Regions from separate parts of the Mus musculus genome. Here all the other regions are linked to region 1. The links are chromatin loops, found by intact Hi-C in ENCODE. Cell type or tissue: gastrocnemius. All regions are shown on one strand.

What was found. A loop is a pair of places that touch in the nucleus more often than their neighbours do. Peaks named below come from ENCODE experiments on the same cell type or tissue, not always from the same donor. Only the 100,000 strongest peaks of a DNase experiment are listed, where the experiment ranks them.
Region 2: it touches region 1 in a loop (4-fold over the local background); 13 of 42 quality-filtered maps call a loop at or near these places.
Region 3: a loop joins it to region 1, with 5 times the contacts of the local background. A loop is called at or near these places in 22 of 42 quality-filtered maps.

The regions. Positions count from the first base shown.
Region 1 is chr19:3,288,720-3,296,719 of GRCm38, reverse strand. It overlaps Mrpl21 (mitochondrial ribosomal protein L21), which reads right to left. Exons shown (of 7, transcript NM_001347420.2): 6 at 7,633-7,736; 7 at 5,519-5,743. The coding sequence ends at 5,679. It overlaps Mir6984 (microRNA 6984), which reads right to left and starts at 7,800; the gene lies at 7,737-7,800. In gastrocnemius, a CTCF peak has its summit at 4,532 (motif pointing left); DNase peaks (open chromatin) are centred at 4,517 and 7,510.
Region 2 is chr19:3,352,186-3,360,185 of GRCm38, reverse strand. Cpt1a (carnitine palmitoyltransferase 1a, liver) reads right to left here. Exons shown (of 19, transcript NM_013495.2): 3 at 7,562-7,701; 4 at 3,698-3,869; 5 at 1,909-2,010. Among named protein-coding and RNA genes, the nearest start is that of Gm36532, 21 kb to the left of the region's middle. In gastrocnemius, a CTCF peak has its summit at 4,870 (motif pointing right); a DNase peak (open chromatin) is centred at 6,366; H3K4me3 peaks cover 328 bases; H3K27ac peaks cover 2,034 bases.
Region 3 is chr19:3,446,064-3,454,063 of GRCm38, reverse strand. No RefSeq gene overlaps it. Among named protein-coding and RNA genes, the nearest start is that of Gal, 36 kb to the right of the region's middle. In gastrocnemius, a CTCF peak has its summit at 2,649 (motif pointing right); DNase peaks (open chromatin) are centred at 2,206, 2,664 and 4,655.

The DNA of each region.
Region 1 (8,000 bases):
GTTGTCTCTTGGTATGCATGGTGGTTCAACACAGTGGGATTTTTATTCTGTGTGTGCTCTGTGTATTTGTGGTATATGTATGTGCATGTTCATGTAGGCTTGCATGTGCCACACACTGGTGTGGAGGCTGGACGAAACAATAGAATCAGTTTTTTCCTTCTACCTTTTGTGGGTTCCAGGGCTTGAACCCAGGTTTTCAGCATTGTGCAGCCAGTGTTACTGAGTCATTCCCTGTGGGTTTTTTTGGGGTGGGGTGGGGGGTTGTTTGAGACAAGTTACATACTTTGACTGGCTTCAAATTCCAAGGATCTGCCTGCCTCTGCACCACAAGTGCTGGTATTAAAAGTGGGTGCCCCCAAGCCTGGCTTTCTGCTTCTGCCCTGGTTCTCCTACCTTTTAGGACAGGGTCTCACTAGCTAGAAGGCTCACTAGGAGCTATGTAGGCCAGGTTGGTCTTGAACTCAGAGATCTGAATGTCTCTGCCTTCTGAGTGCTGGGGTTAAAGACATGCATCACCACGTTCAGCTCTCTAGCTTGCTTTTTTTTTTTTTTTTAATATAAGGTCTCTCACTGTATTTGGAACACACAAACTCAGCCAGATAGGCTGTGAACCCTAGGGGTCCTCTCACCTCTGCATTATATCAGCAGTCATATTGCTGATGTATTGTCATGCCAAGCTTTAAAAATCACATTTACTTATTTGTGTGTGTGTGTACATGTCTTGGACACATGTGTGGCAAAGCATGCTTGTGGAGGTAGGAAAACAACTTGGGGAAATCAGTTTTCTTTTTCTACTCCGTGGGTCCTGGGATAAGACTTAGGTTGTCGATACCTTTACCTGCTGAGCTGCCCGGCGGTCCACACCTGCTGTTTTATGTAGGTAATGGGGATTCAAACTCAAATCCCCATGGCTATGAGTCAAGCAGGGCACTGACTAAGCCATCTGCTTGCCCCATGCTTTTACTTTAGAACCCAATGATCCTTGCTCAGAAATCATTTCCTAAGACAATGAGGTAAGATGCTGCCAGCCATTAGCATTCACCAGCACCTTGGGCTCTTGGATCTCCAGGACCAACCCCCTCCTCGGGAGAACAGTCTCCCTGAAGCCATCGTCTGGAAGAAAAGGAAGGTGACATACCACTAGCCCTCAGGCAGCTCTGCCTCTGCACTGTCTCCCAGTTCTGCACTTGGAGCTGCTGAACCATCAAGCGGCAGGGCGGTGGCTGACCCGGATGTGGGTCAAAGGGCACCACACCTTCCGAATGTTCACCTGTTATCTTGGGGAGTTGCTGTGGGTTTGGGGTGTGGACACACTGGAGGAGAAGGCACAGCAGCTGCTGTTGTGAGCTCTGGTCCCCAGAGTTGTGTGCAAAGGGAAACTTGAAGTCCTGAGATATCTGGGACAGACCCTCCAGGTCCATCCATTTGCCTAGGAATTTCATAAATTCATTCTTTTTAATAGCTGAGTAATACTCCATTGTGTAAATATACCACATTTTCTGTATCCATTCCTCTGTTGAGGGGCATCTGGGTTCTTTCCAGCTTCTGGCTATTATAAATAAGGCTGCTATGAACATAGTGGAGCAGACCTGGAGGGCATCATCCTGAGTGAAGTAACCCAATCACAAAAGAACTCGCACAATATGTACTCACTGATAAGTGGATATTAGCCCAGAAATTTAGAATACCCAAGATATAAGATACAATTTGCTAAACGCATGAAACTCAAGAAGAACGAAGACCAAAGTGTGGACACTTTGCCCCTTAGAATTGGGAACAAAACACCCATGGAAGGAGTTACAGAGACAAAGTTTGGAGCTGAGACGAAAGGATTGACCATCTAGAGACTGCCATATCCGGAGATCCGTCCCATAATCAGCTTCCAAATGCTGACACCATTGCATACACTAGCAAGATTTTGCTGAAAGGACCCAGATATGGCTGTCTCTTGTGAGACTATGCCGGGGCCTGGCAAACACAGAAGTGGATGCTCACAGTCAGCTATTGGATGGATCACAGGGCCCCCAATGGAGGAGCTAGAGAAAGTACCCAAGGAGCTGAAGGGATCTGCAACCCTATAGGTGGAACAACAATATGAACTAACCAATACCCGCCTGGAGCTCCTGTCTCTAGCTGCATATGAATCAGAAGATGGCCTTGTCGGCCATCAGTGGAAAGAGAGGCCCATTGGTCTTGCAAACTTTATATGCCTCAGTACAGGGGAATGTCAGGGCCAAGAAGTGGGAGTGGGTGGGTAGGGGAGTAGGTGGGGGAGCGTGTGGGGGACTTTTGGGATAGCATTGGAAATGTAAATGAAATAAATACCCAATTAAAATTAAAAGTGAAAAAAAAATAAAATTAGCAAATGATTAGCTCAAAAAAATTTATATTTGCCTAGCGAGAGCTTAGCAGATAAGGAGTTAAGAGCGTTTATTTCTTGCCAGGTGACAGGGGCTTACGTCGTTAATACTAGTACTTGGGAGGCAGAGGCAGGTAGATCTATGTGAGTTCAAGGCCAAACTGGTTTACAGAATGACTTCCAGGACAGCCAGTGTTACATTCACAGGGCAACTCACAACTTCCTATAACTCTAGGCTCAGAGGACTCATTGGCCTCTCCGGTCTCTGTAGACAGCAGCACACAAATGGTCCAGATAAACTCACACATACAAATAAATAAGGTGTTGCAGGATATATGATCACACTGTGAACCCCACGATTGGGTTATTTACTGAAAAATCTGTTTCCAGTTATAGTGTGGCTCGGTTCTTAGCTCACACCTTTAATCCCTCTGGCTGGATTAAGTACATAGGCCCTTAGCACACACCTTTAATCCCAAACAATGAAGGTAAAGTTAGTTTGTAGAAGGAAGCACCCATGTTTGAAAGTGGCTTCTAATTGAGTAGCAGACAAAGTGATGAATCAGAAAAAGATTTGACAGAATAGCCAACGAGACAGGCCAGATTGAATCAGTTAGCTTTGAGACGCGTTTGAGCCAGAGCAGCTGAGTTGAACCAGCCTGAGTTCAGAAAGAACTAGAAAGGATGAGCTTATTCAGCAGCAAGTCTCAGAGGCTGAAAACACTCTAGGCCTCGGTGAGATTATAGAGTCAAGAAAATTCTAGGACTAAGTCAGCAGATGGAGACAGAAAGCCATGAAGACAACAATTACAACAGGCAAATACAAGTTACTTTTACAACAAGTAAATTAAATCTTTAAATTACACTGAACTTTTGTTTGGAGGTCAGAGGACAATTTTCAGGCATCAGTTCTATGTGTTAACTCAGGTTATCAGGCATGGCAGCAAGCCATTACCTGCTGAACCATCTCACCAGTCTGTAAGAGGTTATCTTAGACAAACAAGCTGGTGAGATGGGGACTTGCCACTTGAACTCAGACACTTCTGTTCCATCTTGGACACACATCCACTAATAGTAAAATTTAAAACCACAAACAAAAATAGTACTGGGGATGTAGCTGAGTTGGTAGAGCACTTGCCTAGCACACGTGACTCTGGGTTCCATCCCCAGCACTACAAGAATAAAGCCAAAGTGAGTGTGTGCATGTGCACCTGTGATACCAGCAGTCTGGAAGCAGAGGCAGGAGGATCAGACAGTCTAGATCATTATCTGCTACATACTAACTCTGAGGCCAGCCTGAGACACATACCATCTTAAACACAAAACAATGAAAGTATAGACACATATAAGCCACAGTCAAAGATTCTAGACCAATGGGCTCAGAGACACTGCTGAGCTAGCAGGAAGTTGGGGGAGAGTTGGTGTCCAGGATTCCAGCATGAGCTATGAACCGCAAGAGAAATTTGTTAGACACTGGGTTGGAGAGAAGGTTTGCTGGTTAAGAAAGAGCACACATTGTTCTTGTAGAGGACTGGAGTTCATTCCCAGTACCATGTCAGGCAGACATAACTGCTCTAGGAGATACGTAACATCTCTGTCCTCCTATGCAGACATACACACAGACAAACAACAAATAATACAAGAAGTTGGGTTGGGGGTGGCTCCGTGGGTAAAGCACTGCTGCACAAGCCTGGAGACCTGAGTTCAGATCCCCAGACTCATGTATGAGTCACGTGTTCAATCCCAATACACCTACAGGAGATGCGAGGTAGAGACAGAGGAGTCTCTGCAAGCCCCGTGGTCAGCTGGCCTGGCTTACGCAGTGGTGAAGAAACTGTCTTAAACGAGGTGCAAAGTAGGCCCGACTTCTGAGAATTGCTCTCTTTGGCATGCACTGAGGCATAAATACCCAGAGGGGTCTGTGTCTAACAGAGAGAGAGGGAGAGGGAGGGGGAGACATGGGGAGGGGGAGAGGGAGACAGAGACGAAGAGACTAATTGGTTGGATAGAGGTTGCGGGTTGTTGAGCACTTCACACCCAAGGCCTGTCTGCCACCTTCCTACCTGAGCCATGTCACAGTCAGCTGGGGCCTTTGAAAGAGGCCTGCTCTCCAGTAGCCTGCTTTTAGGCTACAGGGCTAGAGCTGGCCAGTGGGGTGCTGCCCTCTACTGCATACAGAAGGAGCTGCAGGGGAACCTGGCTGCTGGGTAACTGCCTCCCACCCAAATCCAAAAGCCCTCCAGAGTTGGGCAGCTGGAAGTGGTGGAACACACTTGCAATCCCAGCACTGAGGTTGAGATGGGTTTGCTTCAGGTTCAAGGCCACCCTGGGCTATGAGGAATAATACAGTGATACCTCCCTATCTCAAAAAACCTGAAAATCAAAAAACTTGAAAGTGAGGGTCACATCTTAGGGGCAGCAGGGAAAAGTAGGACAACTGTCACATGACTGGTCACAGGCTACTGCCACAGGAAAGGGCTGGCAGTTCCTGTGGATGGCCTGTGCTTCCTCTCTGATTCCATGCTTCTGGCTTGATCCTTAGAGCCTGTGTGACCTTCCTGGTGGTCTTCCCCCAAGGTGGGCCTGACTCACAGGGTCATAGCCCTTGAGCCCCAAACCGTTCCTAGGATCAGAACTCCTGCCTCACCCTCTGCCCTATTGTCACTGTGCTCCCCCCACCCCCTGGGGGGCTGCTGGAGCACTGACCCTGTACTGTGACCCCTGTCATAGAACCATGGAGGCTAAAGGAAGCAGCTGACACACAGATATCTCCCGGCCAGTTGCAGCTTTCCATCCTGGAGCAGCTTGCTTCATCCTGAGATAGGGTCAGAGAGCTCAGGTTAGCCCAGGGCTTACTATGCAGGTGAAGATGACCTTGAACTTGGGAATCCTTCTGACTCAGCCTCTGAGGGCTTTGCTAGGGCAGTAAGTGCACTGTCACCACATGCCCAATCCCAGCAGCTGTCCTGGTAACCCACTCCAGCTCTTGCCCACTTCTGTCCCAGGTGTGGGTCCCCTTTCTGCCTGCTACAGCTGCCAGGAATACCACCAGTCCGTACAAGCAGCAGGCTTGCTGCTAGGGCTCAGAGTGATGTTTATTCTGACGGCTAATGTACCCTACCAGGCAGCACGAACTGGCTTTAACAGCAAGTCACAGGCTCAGTCTCCTAAAAAATACTTTATTTGTTTTCATTGTCAGACAAGGTCTTGCTTTGTAGCCCAACCTAGCCTGGAACTTGTGATCCTCCTGCCTCAGCTTCCTGAGTACAGACGTGAATTTATTAGACATTTCAGAACTTCTTAGACATCGGCTCTGCAGTCACAGCAAACGAGGTGCAATCTCAATGGTGTTAATGCGGAGGATGGTCTGAGGGTTCACAATGACTGAAAGAGAGAACCTTGTCACGGGCTCAGTCTCATGTCCTTCAGACAGCAGTCTCGGGGCTCAGGTCAGTGCATTCTGCCTGGCTGCCAGCCTGGTCCCTTTTTCCTACTGTTTCTGTGATGTGGACTGACTGCCTCACTCACCGCATAGGCTCCACCCTCAGTGGCCTAAGGTTCAGGGTCTGCTCCCACAACCACACTGGCCCCAAGGCTTCCAAGGCGGGGTGGGCCTAGTCACTCTGAGTGAGGGATTGGGGAGGCTCCCCTTTAACACAGATTGTGGTTAGGTACTGTGGCTACTGACTGGGGTAGGTACGTGAAACTACATCTCACTGTCCAGGACTGCTTCACAATTGCCGCTGTTATTATTTTTGAGGGGATATGAGGGAGCCAACTAAAAATATTTGTTTAATTTGCATTTATTTTGTGTGTGCATGCAAGTTGTCACAGTGTGTCTGTGTGTGTCCACATGCAAGTGCTTATCAGAGGACAACTCGGGAGAAACTAGTTCTTTCCTTCAACTCTGTGGGTTCTGGTGTCAGCAGGTGTCTTCACCTGCCAGGCCATCCAATCGTCCTGGGCCTGGCTGGAGACAGGATCTTGCTTTGCTGTCCAGGTGGCTGGGAACCCTGCCTCAGCCTCCTCAGTGTGAGCACTAGACCTGGCCTTATCTGCTGCGATGTCACTCCCAGAGTCAGGCTCTGTAGCCATTTTGTGGTCCTGGACCCTGCCCTAGGGCCCCTCTGTTTTGCAGGGATTGACTGGCATTCTCTGGCCCTCTCACTGTTCATGGCTCACCTACTGCTTTGAGGATGTCAGATGTCTATGTCAGAACAAAGCAGGTAATAGGGAACAGGCCACACCTATTAGGGCCTCGTAATTAGGTGTTCCCTCAGGAAAGGGAGATCGACTCAGGGGCAAGGACACTGGTGTTCCCTCCGACCGTCCATGCTCCACCTAGCCTTGGCACCACACTTACCATCTGGCACTGCCCACCCATGGCTTCCACCACCACAGGGGATTCTTGCCTAGCCAGACCAACCACTGAAAAGGGAAGCAGTGCCCTGAGAAGTCACCCTTAGACTTCACCTGCCCTGTCCACAGGTCAGCAGCCTCATGACCCCACTCCTCCCAGCTGACATTGAAGCCCAGCTTGTAGCCTTCTCCTGTGGGTACTAGGCACTGTGACCTCACCCCCAGATACCCCTAAGCTGGCTCTTCCCCCAGCTTCTCTCCTTGCACTGGCTCCAGGGCGTTTTCAGCATCCTCAGGTTCCAGCCTGATGAGCCTCCTTAAAAGTCAGCCAGCTGGCCACGGCCTGACCACTCAGAGGATATTTGTATTTGGCACTTCCATGACACTGCTGGGGCCTACTAAAGGGCTAATGCAGGCAGCATCATCAGAAGGGAGGATGCGGACTGCCTGGTCTGACCAAGTGATTTCAAAGAGCACAGCTGGCTCCCCCACTTCCTGCAGAGGCCATGAACCTGTTCCTGAGCATCTAATCATGTCTCCCTTTGAATTATCTGTGACGTCATATGCACAAACACATGTGCTGACAACAGAGGCTGCCTGCCTTGTTGCTACCTCAGCCTGACTTGTGCAGAGTGTGAACTATTCCCAGCACATGTGGGAGCTGCTTCCAGTTTTCCAAGACAATCTAATATGCCACTGCTGTCCCCCAGTGTCTCAAGGTGGGTGCCATGCTGGGTTCACAGCTCTATGTGGCCTGCATGTTGCAGTGGGGCAGTGTGAGTCATCCTGGGCCCTTATCCAGCACAATGCTGGCACAATACCACCCTGGCATTGCCCAGCTACTTGGCAGGGAACATGGGCACAACCACGGTGTGCTGGGAGCACAGGGCCCCAATACACTGTCTCATACTTACTTTTTTTCTTCCTGAAGTTTTTCCTTTTCCTAAATTTCATGTTGATTTTGGGCCATGATTCTGTCTTTTCAATGACTGTGGCTTCAACTCGTACAAGCTCCTTTCTAGAAAGACAGGAAAGAAAGTACACTGTGACAGTGCTCCTCCTTCATTGCCTTTCAGTTTCACGCACAACTTGCGGAAGCTCCCCAGAGAATTCCTGGTTCTGCAGTGGGGTCTCATGCAGCCCAGACCAACCTTAAATTCTCTTTACATCCAAGGAATAAACTGACCTCTGACCCTCCTACCTCTGCTTCCTGTGTAGGGTCAATAGCTATGTGCCCCACATATGGGTCATTCATTTTGAAAACAGTGAGAAAACATAATGA
Region 2 (8,000 bases), 63 kb before region 1:
GAGGCTAGCTTCGGTTAAGATCCTGACTCAAAGAAAAATAAACGCTAGTAGGGGGAACCCCTCACAAAAGTCACAGATTACATAATCCCATTCCTACCATACTCCCTCTCGAGGCAGAACTAGAAACAGAAAGTGGAACAGAAGCTGGCAGGCCTGTGGCAGGGAGTTTTGTGGCTTCTGCCCAAGGCTATAAAAAAGCCTGACAATCCAGGGTGGTCACAACTCCTTGACACCCTAAAGCACAGAGAGTTGCACTGCTGGGCGTACACTTGGAAACAGTTAAAACAATTCTGTGTATGTGCACACGTGCCCGAGAGCCAGAGCGAAAAGATGAACCCATGTGTGGTGGCACTCAGGAGTCAGCCTGACACAGGCTATCCACCTCCCTGGAAGCCGCCTGAAGTTCACCAGTCAGGCTAGGCTTACTGGGCAGTGAGCCACAGGCATCCCCCTGCCTCCACTCCCCAGTACTGGGATTACCAGTGTATGCTGCAAATCTGTCGCTATCATGTATGGGTGCTGACAAATCAAATGCAGAATGCAGGCTCTCATGTTTGCCAGGCAAACGTTTTACCGACTGAGCCATCTCCTTAACCATTTTCTTCCTTCTGTTTTTTTCTTTTTTTTGGAAAGTGTTTCACTGTGTAGCCCTGGCTGGTCTGAACTCACAAGAGATCTGCCTTCCTTTGCCTTTTGGGTGCTAAGATTAAAAGATTAAAAGGTGGCTAGTGCCACCATGCCCAGCCTTAAAAAAAATAATAAATGTGGTCTTTGTATGTATTTTCCAGTTTAAAATAATGGATACAAACTCAAATCACTGAACTCTGCACATTAATCAAGGACACTATACAGTCCTAAACTGCATCTCAGTAACACCATTAAAAAGCAATCATGCAGCCGGGTGGTGGTGGTGCACGCCTTTAATCCCAGCACTCGGAAGGCAGAGGCAGGCAGATTTCTGAGTTTGAGGCCAGCCTGGTCTACAAAGTGAGTTCCAGGACAGCCAGGGCTAATACAGAGAAACCCTGTCTCAAAAAAACAAAACAAAACCAACCAACCAAACAAACAAACAAAAAAGTGATCATGCCCCAATAGGTGGGACACAGCACTTTAAACACTGCAGATGCAATAATGCTCTAGAGAAAACAGTATCAAGCCATGGATAGTGAAACTCGTCTACCATCAGGAGGCTACAGCAAGAGATCAGGAGTTCAAGGTCATGGGGCTGAGGGATGGATGGTAGGGAAGAACACTGGCTACTCTTGCAGAGGACCCAGGCTCTGTCGCTAACATTCACTTGGAGGCTCACAGTCATCTGTAACCCCAGTCCCAGGGAATCCAACACCCTCTTCTGGCCTCCTCAGGCACTGCGAGCATATGGTGTACATACATACACAAAGTCAAACACTCCCACATATAAAGCAAAAGGTGAGTAGATCTTAAAATGTTCACCAGAAGTGGTTGCGCATGCCTTTAATACCAGTGCTTAGGAGGCAGAGGCAGGAGGATCTCTGGGAGTTCTAGGACAGCCCAGTGTACAAAGTCAGTCCAGGACAGTCAAGGCTACATGGAGAAACCCTGTCGAGAAAAACAAAACAAAACAAAAGCCCCAACCAAACAAGCAAACAAAAAAAGATTCAAGGCCAGTGTGTGCTAACTAGAAAGACCTGTATCCAATATATATATATATATCAAAGGGCTGTGGATGTAGCTCACTGGTAGAACACTTGTCTAGCCAGTGCAAGGACTCTGTGGGGTGGGAGACAGGGGAACATTCTTATAATAACCCTACAGGAGAGACTGCAGAGCAATAACAAAGATTAAGAACTTTAATTTACAGTCACAATTAGGCAGAAACATGGATCCCAAGGACACTGGCATCTCAGCAGGAGTGTGGATAATACCTACCCTGCTCACGGTATCTTTGACAGCTGGGACAGGCAGGCGCGGCAGAGACGTCTGGAAGCTGTACAACATGGGCTTTCGACCCGAGAAGACCTTGACCATAGCCTGGAGATACAAGTTACGTTTTCAAAGATGAGGCTGTGTTAAAGAACCAAAGCCAGGGTTCAACTGCGTTTGACTCTCTGAGTGTTTTATGACAGAGCCATCCCTGGTCTACACCATCAGGCTCCGGTCCCACCGAGAGCTCAGCTGAAAAGAGAAGTCTTCTGGTGTGGCTGCCTACTGTCCTTCCCGATTCTGCAGGAGGGCTGTCTGCCTCCTCCTGGAAGGTCCTTGATTTGAGGCTGGTGCCCGCTCTGCACATAGGGAGTAGGATCAGCTGAGGTGCCTGACCCTCAAGCCACCCCCAGGGGCAGCAGTGTGTCCCTGCCCATCAGGTCAAGCAGCCTAGAGAGTGAGCTCCCCCCACAGCCTGTAGGAAGATTTTGCAGGCCAGCTATGGAAGGCAGCTGCCTCCTGCTGGCAGGAGCTAGGGCATCTCTAAGGGTTCAAGGTGTAGTCGGTGATTCTCATTTGCGATGCTCAGGAAGTGCTGGGACTCAGCTCAACAGCAGCCACAGGGCCATCCTAGAGGACACTGTGTTAAGCCTGTTGGTTAAGTTTTGCTACTCTAGACATTAAAAAACTAATATATAAGGTGGAAGCTGGTTTGTGAAAGATGGAGGCCAGGAGTGCGTGGTGGGCAGCAAAGGGACCTTGAAGACGTTCACAAGTGCGGGCATGGGGGCACACTGGCCCGCAAGTCAAGGCCAAGCTGACCTACTCCTCCCATGCACAAAGGAGGAGCTCCAGTAACAAGCATTTGAAAGGCAATGTTACCAGAACCAGATTCACTGAAATCCTTTACAAACCTTGGGTGCAGAAAATGACCTTTTCTTTATAAAAATCAGAAGCCAAGAGGGGTGACAATATGTGGGTGGGTGGGTGGGGGATATGTGACAGCCATACAATGGTGTGTGTGGGAAGGAAAGGCTGGGGTCTGAGTGCCAAAGAGGGAGGTCCCAGGAGTGATCCGTCATCCTCCTCCCCCTACTCCAGAGAGCTAAGCTTATAAAAGCAGCTCGTTGGGGCTTTGGATGTCCTTCCCTGGGCAGACGGCTCATCTGGGTAAGCCAGGCATGAAGCTCTGGGTTTGGTCACTGGCATCTCATAAACATCAGGCATGGTGGTGCAGGAGAACCAGAAACTCAAGGTCATCATTGGCTACAGTCAGGAAATGGCCAGCCAGGGTGACATGAGCCCCCATCTCAAAAACCAAAACTAAACAACAACAAAAGCCTTCACAACCAGTTATAATTTAACAAACACACATGTATATGGTATAACCCTCTCTCTCTCTTAAACATGGTGCCTTGGCCTTAAGGTCACGAAGAAATAGAGAACACTGACGGATTAGGGTAAATCATGTGATCTGACCAACTCAGAAAACCGTCTGGTGTCTGCCTGCAAAGTGGCCCCTAAGGCTACAAAGACCTCCTGGGTGGTACTTATGCTCAATATCCAGCCTGAACCACAGGTCACACAGAGGTGAACAGAGAGATGGCAGAACTCCCAGAAACCATTAGCAAAAGCAGCCCTGGCTCCATCCATGCAAGTGTCATGAGCCATAGCTCTCCCATAGCCAGAGGCTGGGGACAGGTTACACACCAAGGAACAGAGGAGGAAAGGTCTAAGGAGGCAAGGGTCCTGCTCTGACTCGGAGCGGGTCCCCTGGTGGGTGACGGGTGGTTACCATCCAGATTCTGGTGCTGCGGCTCATTTTGCCGTGCTCTGCAAACATCCAGCCATGGTAGGAGAGCAGCACCTTCAGCGAGTAGCGCATAGTCATGATGATCGCCACCCAGAGCCCTGTGCCAAAGAGGACGCCACTCACGATGTTCTTCGTCTGGCTTGACATGCGGCCACTGTGAGGATGGAGCAGACAAGGAGCTAAGACGTCAGCATGGAAGGTGGTAATGGCAGCTACCAGAAAGCGGGCTGACCAAGCACCCTCCCAGCGACAGGAGTGAGCAGGCTGCAGAAGAAGCCTGAGGGACCCCAGTTCTCCAAGCGCCCTGGCAGTCTCTATTCCTCTCAAAATGGGCCAGCCTTGGCTGGGTGCAGCAGAGTGGCCTGTCTCTGGAGGCCCAAGGAAGAATCAAGAGGCCGGCCAGCGACCTGAGCAGTCTTGAACAACACACAGTTTTTCCAGTCTCTGGAGGAATGGTGGAGAGGCTCCTGTGGGGCAGAGAGCTGCTCACGATGGCAACTGCTCCCAGTGGGTGGGACCTGCCAACTGCTGCTCAAAGGGATCCTGGCCCGTTTTCTTCAGATTATAATGCTTTGCCAGTCTCTCAAACATACTTTGCTAGCATTTGCTGGGTTTTGCTGTGCCCAGGGGTGAACTATGGGCTTCATGCTTTCTAGGCAGGGGCTCAACCCCTGAGTTATATCCCCAGTCCTCAGATATAACCTTAAATGCTGTCTTTATTTATAAGAAACTCAAATATCCCAGCAAGCTGGAGGCAGAGGCAGGTAGACCTCTGTGAGTTCAAGACTAGCATGGTCTACATAAGACCTTGTCTCAAACACAAAAACAGAACAAAACAAAGCCAAAAAATCCCCACATAAATAAAAATAAATAAATCTTTTAAAAAACTTAAAAGATTTTTAAATAGTTAAAAATCAAAGTCACCGACTATGAAAGAAAACTCAAAACAAAGTGCTGCTATTTGAGGGGTTATTTCAGTTGTTTTAGAAAAGGAAAAATAGTGACAAAAATAAAAACTAGCCCTTCCCCTTCATGGCTCAGGGGACATCATGGAAGAAGGGGTGGAAAGGGTGCAGCCAGATGTGAACACAACATGGCTGCTGCAGACAAGACTCACTGAGAAGTGGACCAAGCCAGCTGGCCGACCAGGGATCCTCCAGCAGGGGGCGCTAAGGGAACTCAGCGGGTTTTTAAAAAGGTTTGAGTGGAGAGTTGGGATGGGTTAAATCAAGGTATCCTGTTGACGTGTATGCAATTGTCAAGGAACAAATAAAAGAGATCGAGTCTGGCTCAGAGGTTAAGCACACTGGCTGCTCTTCCAGTTATCTTAAGTTCAATTCCCAGCAACCAAATGGTGGCTGATCTATAATGAGATCTGGTGCCCTCTTCTGGCCTGCAGGCACATACATACATACATACACACATACACACATACATACATAATATATGCATAATATGAGGCTGGAGAGATGGCTCAGAGGTTAAGAGCACTGACTGCTCTTCCAGAGGTCCTGAGTTCAATTCCCAGCAACCACATGGTGGCTCACAACCATCTGTAAAGGAATCTGATGCTCTCTTCAGGTGTGTCTGAGGACAGCTATAGTGTACTAAAATAAATAGACAATTCTTAAAAACATATATGCATAATATGTGACTAACACATAATACATAAAAATAAATAAATCTAAAAGCAAAACATAACATAAGAGGTCCCAAATGATCAAAGTAGTAGCATATCTAACCTTCAGAGCTCTGATATTGGAAAACATTAACATCATGTGAGAGACCTATGCTCTGGAGGCCTCGCCTCCCAGAAGAACAGGATGGGTGCCTAGCACAACTGTCATTGGAAGATGCTTCCTCCTGCAGCTGATGGGAACAGATACACAGTGGCTCACACTCATCTGAAACTCTGGTCTCAGGGGATCTGATGCCCTCTTCTGACCTCTGAAGGCACCAGGCACACGTATAGTACACATACACACAGAATAAAATTTAAAGAAAAAATCCAAGCTGGGCATGGTGTCACATGTAGAGGCAAGTAGATCTCTATGAGTTCATGAGACAAGGTTGGTCAACATAGCAACATAGCAAGTTCCAGGACAGCCAGGGCTACACAGAGACCCTGTCTCAAAAAACCAAAAAAAAAAAAAAAAATCCAATAAGGACAAAAAAGTAATTTCACTTTCAGCTGTGCTGATAACCTCTATGGCCTTCCTTTCAGATCTCAGCAAACAAAACCAAAGCAGCCTAGGAGACACAGGCACTCCACCCACACTGGAAAGATGCTTCCAGAACAGCCCCTCAGGCTGCAAGTCTCTGAGCCTTCACCTGACCTTTCTAAATTTGAGCCAGACATGACCCAGTTTACGAAAATAGAGTCTAAGGGACAAAGAAACAAATCGTATAAAGACTGAGATTAAGCAAGGTTTTAGTAGCTGGCGTGGCTGTGTGCAATCCGGCTTTGAGACACACAGCCCATGTAAGAGCAAAGCTTGGCTGTTGGCCTCACAGCTGCCTTGGGCCTGGCAGCCAGCTCAACACTCAGGGAAGCAGGGTGAGCGTTCACAGGACTTTCCTCACCTCTCAGGACAGCACAGGTCCAGTCTTTAGTGACCAGCTCTGCCAGCTGCTTCTGAGAACCTAGCCCCAGCTCGATGTTCCAGGCCCCAGGCAGACAGGACCCTTGGCAGGATGCCTGGACAGGCATTTTTATCTTGTTTCCTACAGTTGCTTACAAAGGAATGACCAATGCTGCCAGGAGGGCTGGAGGCTGAGGAGCTGGCTGGCTTCTCAGTCACTCCTGGGTGTCTCAATCAGAAGGCAGGGCATGCAGACCCATTAAAGACTGACCTCCAGGATTCCCGAGCACCTATTCAAGCTGTCTTAAACATGCCACACTGCTGGGTTAAATCTGCTAGTTGCTCTGAGTCAGCAGAAACCAACTCCTCCAGCTGTGAGTGTTCCCTGGGGCCACTCTCTCATCTGTTTGCTTGTGCAATCCTTCCTAGCATACAGTATCTACAGCTGAACAACCAGGAGAGAGAGAGAGAGAGAGAGAGAGAGAGAGAGAGAGAGAGAGAGAGACAGACAGACAGACAGAGACAGACAGAGATAAGATCCCTGAGTTCTAGGCCAGAACAGCTGGAGCTATACGGTGAGACCCTGTCTCAAAAAAAAAAAAAGGAAGGAAGGAAGGAAGGAAGGAAGAAAGGAAGGGAGAAAGAAAGAAAGAAAGAAAGAAAGAAAGAAAGGAAGAAAGAAAGAAAGAGAACAGAAGAGAAGAGAAGAGAAAAGAAAAGAAAAGAAAAGAAAAGAAAAGAAAAGAAAAAGAAAAACCAGAAGATGGCCAGGATTTGTCCCTAGACAGGATGACATCTACTTTTTTAAGTTCCCAGAATAAACTAAAACTCAAAGCCAAGGAGTAACGCACTTCCCTGCAGGCATCTAAGCCACTGTGAAGGGGCCAAGGGCTGAGTTGTCCCTAAGCAATGACCGGCAGTAAGTTCAGAGGACCAGATCACTGGATGGACCAACTCCAGGGCAACAGCCACACTTGGAGCCATCTTCTGGGGCAGAGATGCCCTCTGAGGTCATCACTGTCTCCATCTTGACCTCAGGAGACAGACACCTGGAAGGCAGGTCCCCGTGCCTCTGCCACTCTTAGCCTAGTCTTCAGAAGAAGGGTGGCAGTGTCTGCAGACTTTCAATAGCAGGTCAGGAGGGCAAAGAGCATGCGGAAAAACAGCGATAGCATAGTTGTACTCAGACATTTCAGAGCGAGGACAGTCAACAGAGGTACCACCATCTTCTTCAAGATGCAGAGGGTGGAGGTGGGTTACTCACGTGGTGTCTAGGGTCCGATTGATCTTTGCAATCATGCCCAGGGAGGGGTCCACTTTGGTATGCATGGATGATATCACACCCACCACCACGATAAGCCAGCTGGAGGGACTCGCGGGGAACACACCAGTGATGATGCCATTCTGGAAAGACATGTGAGCTGTGAGCTGCATCCTCCCCGAGGTCACCATCACTACCTGTCAGCAGCCCTGTGGCAACAGGCAGTTGGGACATCAGGCAGCAGGGAGAAGGTGCCATATATGCAGGCCACCAAAGACCAAAGCCCAGTAGCTGTGTCTCTGCCTGGAGTCACAACTGCCTTACCTTTCTTTACACAGTCTATTCTCTCCCCTGACTTCTGAGCCCAAATGCATCTTGGAAGATTCTCCAAGAAAGGGACTCCAGGTTGGTAAAACAGCCAGGCCTGACTTACCATACAGGT
Region 3 (8,000 bases), 160 kb before region 1:
TGCCACCATGCATGTTGTAGAACTCACAGCTTGGGGGAATTGGTTCTCTTCCTAATGCTGCGAACTTTTAATACAGTTCTTCATGTTGTGGTGACCCCCTAGCCATAAAGTTATTTTTGTTGCTAATTCATAACTAATTTTGCTACTGTTACAAATTGCAGTTGTAATCTGATAAGCAGGATAGCTGATATATAACCCCCGTGAAAGGGTTGCTCAACCCCAAAGAGGTCATGACCCACTGATTGAGAACCATTGGTCTAAGGTATTGGATTCAAGTTGATGGGCAAGCCCCATCACCTGCTGAGCCTTCTTGCTGGCCGGGAGACCACCTCAAAAGCAGCAGTAGAAATTGTGGCATGTCATCTCTATTTGCATTGAGAATGTGTGTCGTCGTCGTCCCCCCCCCCCCTTGTTGCTGCCCTAGCAAGGCCTGTACTCTGCCCGTCACACACATGACTTCATGTTTCTCCTGGATTCTGCAGGTGTCTCCCACAGGCATCTCCCATGGTTCACCATGAGCAAGATCATGGGCTTCTGAGAATCCCAGCTCACTTTGGGCAGGATGGTTCTCTGCTTGTCTTTTTGCTCCTCGGCACCAAAAGGCGGGTGGTTCCTGATAATGGGGAAGGCACTACCAGAGCTGTGCTCCTGCTTCCTATTGGCCTTTTGCTGCATTTACTCATCCTGCTGGTCCATATTTGTAAAGTAGGATGGTTTAATTGTCCTGTGTTGGGGTCTACTACAGCCCATGTGCCAGGCTTGGTACACCACTTGAACAGGCAAGTAAAACTGGACAAGACTGCTCTTGATGAGGACCCAGATTCAATTCCAACCTCTTCAGGCCACTCACAACCATCTATGTGTAACTCAGGTTCCAGAGACTGTCCAGCACCCTCATCTCTGTGGGCACTGTAGGCACATGGGCAACGCACTGATGCACATAGAATTACCTGTCAAGAAGCAGCTCAGGCACACACGGGAACACATGAGGGCAAACAGGAATTGTGTGGTAACACACGCCTTTATTCCCCGCACTTGGGAGGCAGAAGCAGGGAGACCTCTGAGTTTGAGGCCAGCCTGGTCTACAAAGTGAGTTCCAGGACAGCCAGGGCTATACAGAGAAATTCAGGTGCTGGTGACAGCATGAAGCATTGGGACCTCTGCTGTCACTACTGCAAATGATGCACCCATTTGGAAAGTTGCTGAGCATTTGTTCTGGCTGTTGTGGAGGTGATTTCTTAATTATGCCAGCAAACTGCCTTATAATTCCACAGCTTAGATGCTCACATGACAACATGCCCACAAAATATTTGTCCAGAGAAATTTATTGTAACTTTACTGAGATAACTATCCAGTGACAAGAAAACAGGCAAATGACAGTGCAGTCACATACTGGAGTTCTTCCCCCCCCCCCCGAACCCCCAGGAATGAACTGTGATGGGTAGTATGCCTGAACCTCAAAGTGTAGTGTAAATGGAGACCTAGCATGTGCAGGTCTACCTTTCTGCAAAGCAATGGGGCAGACCATTTTATGGTACTATAAATAAGAACTCGCAAGGAGGTGTTCTTTCATTTTCTGCTGCCATTAGCAATGCTGCAGACCGTAAGTTCTACTGAGGTTTATCTTGGCTGTGATTCTGGTCCAAGGTTATGACTGCAAGAGTCCTAACAGCCCCAGGCATCCCGTGGGGGGGGGGGGGGAAAGAACACGTGTATGTGTCCTTTTCTGGCCTCCTCAGCTAATGGGGCTGCACCCTTGTCACATCATCAGATCTTAATCTCTCTCTCTCTCTCTCTCTCTCTCTCTCTCTCTCTCTCTCTCTCTCTCACTCACACACACACACACACACACACACACCAGGCTTCATCCTTAGACACTAAAGTCAAATCAAGCCCCTCCACTTCCCCCTCAGTGGGGATTCAACTCAAAAATGACTTTTAGAGGACACACCTGGCTCAACCACAGCAGGAGGCTTGGCAGTAACGGGCGTTGGAGCTGATAACATTTGCCACTCTTACCTATGCTGAACTTTGTGTCAATACAATCGTTGGCGATCTCTAAATGGTCCTGTGATCATTTCCATCTGAGGCAGAATCTACACTTCCTCTGGGGTCTAGCCAGAGAACTGCTGTTAAAGAGACAAAGCTGTGGTTGCAACAGATGGCCGCTGTGTAGCAGGTGCTGTGCTGTGTAGCAGGTGCTTGACTCCCTTGGTGAGCTGGAAACACCTGCCCAACACCGGCTCTCTCGAGATCTCATCTCCTGCTCGTGGGAAGGAAGGGCTTGACTGCCAGCACAACAGAGCAGTGACAGCCACAGCAGTTGAGTTGACAGGCCAAAGCTAAAGGGTAGCAAGGAGGCCACTTGCTTAACTGCTGAGGAACCAGTGATCAAATGAGTCTCCAGGACAAGAACAAGAAAAGAGAGAAAAAGTAGAGAAAAGCTGAATAGTCCAGGCTGAAAGATAGGAAGCTGGGAAAGCCACAGAAGGAGAACTGCAGGCCCTAGTTGCTGGAGGAATATGGAAAAGTTGTCAAGCCTTTAGAACCAACAAGCCGCTGTCAAGCAAGGGCTGAGCAATTCCAGTGTCTAGGTTTGTACCAAATACGGAGAATCAATGAATCCCCCTGGACCTGCACAAGAACTGTAACACTAGAGGGCGCCATACACTGGTGTTCTGTCTGCGCCTGTTCTTTGTTGTCAAATGCTAACCATATAAAAAGCTGCTGGAGCACTTTGGAGCATCTCCCCAGACACCTGTAGTTTCCGAGCAAACAGAAGAGCCATAGTCAGGAAGCTCTCCAGTTCAAGGCTGGCCTGTGTACATAGTGAGAGTTCAACCCACATTGTACTCAGTGGTGAAAACCTCTTAAGTTTGCCGTGTCAGAAACACAGCTAGTACTTCTATTACACACAGTATTGAACATTCTCATCAGAGCAATTGGACAAGAAAAACCAAAGGCATCAAGCATCAAAGGAAGAATGGGGAGCAGGAGACCTCAGTGGGTAAAGCACTTGCCATACAAGCAAGAAAGCCAGTGTTCAGATCCTCGGAAGTCATACAGATGCCAGACAGGTGTGACAGCGTGCCTTGTAGGTCAGAGGTGGACTCTCCAAGCTGACTAGCTAGAAGGGTCAGATCAGTGAACCCTGGATTTAACTGAGACCCTTCCTAATGGGTAAGATGCAAGAGTGAACAAGACCCTTGACATCAACCTCAGACCTCCTGAGTACGCATGCAAACACATGCTGGAGAACAACTAGTTTTGGTTTTGATTAATTTTTAGTAAGTATACAGCAAGCCAAGGTAAGGGAATAAAGAGAAAATAAAAGATCATCAGATCAGGTGCTCAAAACTTGTAGGAGGCCGGGCGGTGGTGGGAGGCAGAGGCAGGGGGATTTCTGAGTTCGAGGCCAGCCTGGTCTACAGAGTGAGTTCCAGGACAGCCAGGGCTACACAAGAGAAACCCTGTCTCAGAAAAAAACAGAACAAAACAAAACAAAAAAAAAAAAACTTGAGGAGACAGTAGCTGGGGAGTCCTGTTAAGACAGCCTATTAAATCACCTGTTTGCAGATGTTATGGTTTGTATACAGAAAACCCTAACACCCATACAAAGCTTCTAGAAGTAGTAGGTAAACTCAGCAGAGCATCAGGGTACGAAAGACAACACACACACAAGTGGGGATAGAGAGGTGGCTCAGTGGTTAAGGGCACTTGCTCTTGAGGGGGACCCAGCTTCAATTCCTAGTACCCAGCTCACAACCCTCCCTAACTCCAGTGCCAGGGGACTCAGCACTGTTCTCCTGACCTCTACAAACGCAAGACATGCACATGGTTCACAATCATGCATGCAGGCAAAACTCTCATGGAGGGAGAGAGAGAGGGAGGGAGGGAGGCGGGGGAGGAGAACTTGTCTGTAACTGGGAATCAAGCCCAGGGCGATGTACGTTAAGTGCTCCACCACTGAACTGTGCTCCCTGTCCTTTCTCAGTGTCCAGTGGCTGGGTCTGCAATCTGAAGCCTTTACAGATGTCAGGGGCTGGCTAGCTAGGAAATGCTGGCCCAGGAGCAAGGCTATGTTAAAAGCACCTTGCACTATTTCTTGTACCTTGGTAGAAGGGAAGTGAAGGATCCAGATTAGTGGTTTTCAAAAGCCTCATTCAGCTTGTGGAGAAATATGCAGGCATCTTAGCCTCCTTGAGTGATCTTTTGACAAGGTAAGAAGCTTTTCTGCCCCATCCTTTCTCCCTGCAGCGAGGCTTTCTCTCATCCTGTGTCTGTGGACCTTGTTCTAACCCCAAGCAGTGGGCTTTGGGCCTGAGTGAACCAGTGTGCTGGGCAGGCAGTCAATAGGACACTAAGGATAGCTCGTGTCCATGCCTGTAGCATCTTCTCAGATTCTCTGCACCCCACTGCCCTGCACACCAGGGTGTAGAAAGTGAGATAGGCCCAGAAGAGCACAAGGATAGGGCTGAGAGTAGCTGGTACACTGGAGAACCTTGGTCATGCTTCCTAGCACTTCCTGGTCTTGCTGGAGCTTCCTGGCTGAGGAGGCATGGACTTCAGCTGTGGCCATGCACCCAGGCACTTCCTTTAGAGGTGTGCCAGAGGCATAGCGCCAAGCTGATAGATTCCTGCCTCTCCTATGCTGCTTAGGGCTGGTTTCCTTTTTGTTTTGTTTTGTTTTTTTCGGTTATCTCTTTGTTTATGTTCACCTCTTTTTCCTGGCAGGGAGCCACCAAGGCCTGTGCATAAGGACTTAGGGCGTGTACCTTGATTCTCACAAAACAGGTACAAGTGAGGGATTGTGATCCAGTTTATGCTCTCGTGCCTTGGCCATATTTCTCTGGCTTGTACTGAAGTCAGATAGTGTTCCAGTGAAATATTAGTTTGTTTTCTTAGATTCTTAAGACCAGGCTTGTACTGAAGTTAGATGGTGTTCCAGTGAAATATTAGTCTGTTTCCTTAGATTCTTAAGATCAAACATTTCAATTCTGTAAAAATATTTTATTATAGTTTTAAATTATGTGCCTAAGTATCTACAGAGGCCAGAAGAAGGTGGTGGCCCCCCTGAAGCTGGACTTGTGAGTCATCCAATGTATGTGCTGGGAATCAAACACCCAGGTTCTTTGTATGAGCAGCTCTTAACCACTGAGCCATCTTGACAGCCCCTATATTTTTTAATTTTCTTTTTAAAACTCTTTTCAGTGTGTAGTGTATATGCATACGTGCCCACATGTGCATTTTGAGGCCAGAAGCGATACTGGGTATCTTTATCATTTTCCATTGTATTTTTGAGATGGAGCCTTTGAGCCTAGCCCTTGCTGGTTTGTCTGACTGGGTAGTGAGCTGGAGGTCCTCCTTTTTTCTTTTTTTTCTTCTTTTCTTTCTTTCTTTCTTTCTTTCTTTCTTTCTTTTTTTTTTTTTTTTTGCAGGCCCCTCTCCTGCACTGGCTGGACAGCCATGTGCAGCCACAGCAGGCTCTTATGTGGGGGCTGGGATTAGAGTCAGATCTTTATGCTGAGATAGGTATTTAAGCAACTGAGGCATTTCCCCAGTCCCTTATTTTTCTTTAATTCTTTTTAGTCTGTAGATTTTTGGTCAAAGTAATGATATTTGAGTCCAACCTCTGACTTTGGGTAGAAAAAGCATTCTAAGCTGCCCCTAAATTGACCTAATGCATGGCCTCTCTTCTGTGATGAAGCACTGACCCAGGCAACTCATGGAAGAAAGGCTTTGTTTCATTTTACACTTCTGGAAAATGGTCTATCGTTGAAGGGAGTCAGGGCAGGATATCAACACAGAAACCACAGCAGAAGTCATGGAGAAACACAACTTACTGGCTTGCTCTCCACGACTTGCTTCCTTATACCATTGTGGGTAGAGCTAAGCCCTTCCCCATCAATCAACAATTGAAAAATGCCTACAGACAGGATCACAGGCCATTTTTGATGGAAACTGTTTCTTAGGTGAGGTCTTCTCTTCACAGGTGTCACAAGTTTGGGTCAAGCTGACAAAAAAATAAAATAAAATAATCAGGACAATGTACTCTTAAGAGTTGATGCAGGGGGCTAGAGCGATGGCTCAGTTGGTTAAGAGCACTGACTGCTCTTACAGAGGTCCTGAGTTCAATTCCCAGAAACCATATGGTGGCTCACAACCATCTGTAATGGGATCCGATGCACTCTTCTGGTGTGTCTGAAGACAGCTACAGTGTACTCATATAAATAAAAATAAATAAATCTTTTAAAAAAGAAAGAAAGAAAGAAAGAGTTGTTGCAGGAGCTAGAAGGATGGCTCAGCAGCTAAGAGATAAATGCTGCAAAGGACATGAATTCAATTCCTACCACCCAGTCAGGAAGCTCATTATACCTAGTGCTCAAGCTTCAGGGGACTCAGCGCCCTCTTCTGGCCTCCTCAGATACCTGCATGCACTGGGACACACACACACACACACACACACACACACACACACACACACACACACACACACACGTCTGTTACCTGGATGCCCTCAGGAAGCCATCATCAGCGCCCTCTTCTGGCCTCCTCAGATACCTGCATGCACTGGGACACTCACACACACACACACCTGTCTGTTACCTGGATGCCCTCAGGAAGCCATCAGTTCCAGAAACTTCCAAACCATGATCCACAATCTTCCTGAAGACCCATCAAAGAGGATGAAAATGTGAACTGAAGTTTTCAGGGAGAACAAAAGGCCACTCCTCTGCTTAAGGTGCCACAGAGCTCATCAACTGCTCATGACGTCTGTGACTGGAGCTGGAGAGATTGCGTGAGGGTTAAGGGCACTTGTTGCTCCTGCAGTTGACCTGATTTATGTTCCCAGCACCCAGCTGGGTGGTTCACAGTTGCTGCCTAACACCAGCAGAACACCAGAGTTCTGCTACCCTCTATAGTCCATGCTTATGGTGCACACTCCAATGGGCAGGCATGCACAGAGACACAGAAATAGAAGTCAAATCAACACTAAGAAGCAGAAGAAAATACCCTCTGTACTTTCTGTCCCTTTAGTGGTCCAGATTGAACCAGGGAGGACATTTGTATGGCAGGAAACCACCTGCTCAAGTTGGGAAGCATTTCATGGAATCTTCAGTCTTTTGGTGGTGGTGATGGTGGTGGTTTGGTTTGGTTTTACCTTTCAAGACTGGGTTTCTCTGTGTAGCCTTAGTTGTCCTAGAACTTGCTCTGTAGACCAGGCTGTCCTGGAACCCAGATATCCACCTGCCTCTGCCTCTGCCTCTGCCTCTGCCTCTGCCTCTGCCTCTGCCTCTGCCTCTGCCTCTGCCTCTGCCTCTGCCTCTGCCTCTGCCTCTGCCTCTGCCTTTGGAGTGCTGGGGTTAAAGGTGTGTGCCCCCATGCCATGTGGGAATCCCCAGTCTTCGGTGTAGCAAATGAGCCAGTTACTTTGAGTCTCTCTCCAGTCACCTGGATGCAACTTGCTAGCCACACAGAAGGACTTCAGACAAAGGGGACTGGGTCACCTTGAGTTCTTTTATTATGACTGCGGCTTACTTGGAATGGAGGCACTGATTTACGACAGAAATGTCATGTAGGTTTTCTAAAATTAAAGTCCATTAAACTTCTTAAAAATACAATTTAAAAGTGCTTCTGTGATTATGGAGGGTTAGAATGTTGCAAGTCAGAGACACATAATCTTGGGCTATCTTAGGCTCTGTCCTAAATGTGTTCCCTGATGCCATGACAAAATATTCTGACAAAAAACAACTTTAAGAGACAAGTAGGGTTTTCTCAGCTCTGCAATCCTGGGCTATACAGTCCGTAATGTCGGGGAAGTCAAGGAGGCCTGAACCTTGAGGCAGCTGGTCATGTCCACCATCAAGAATAGAGAGAAGCTGGGCGTGGTGGCGTAAACCTTTAATCCCAGCACTCAGGAGGCAGAGGCAGGCGGATTTCTGAGTTCGAGGCCAGCCTGGTCTACAGAGTGAGTTCCAGGACAGCCAGGACTATAAAGA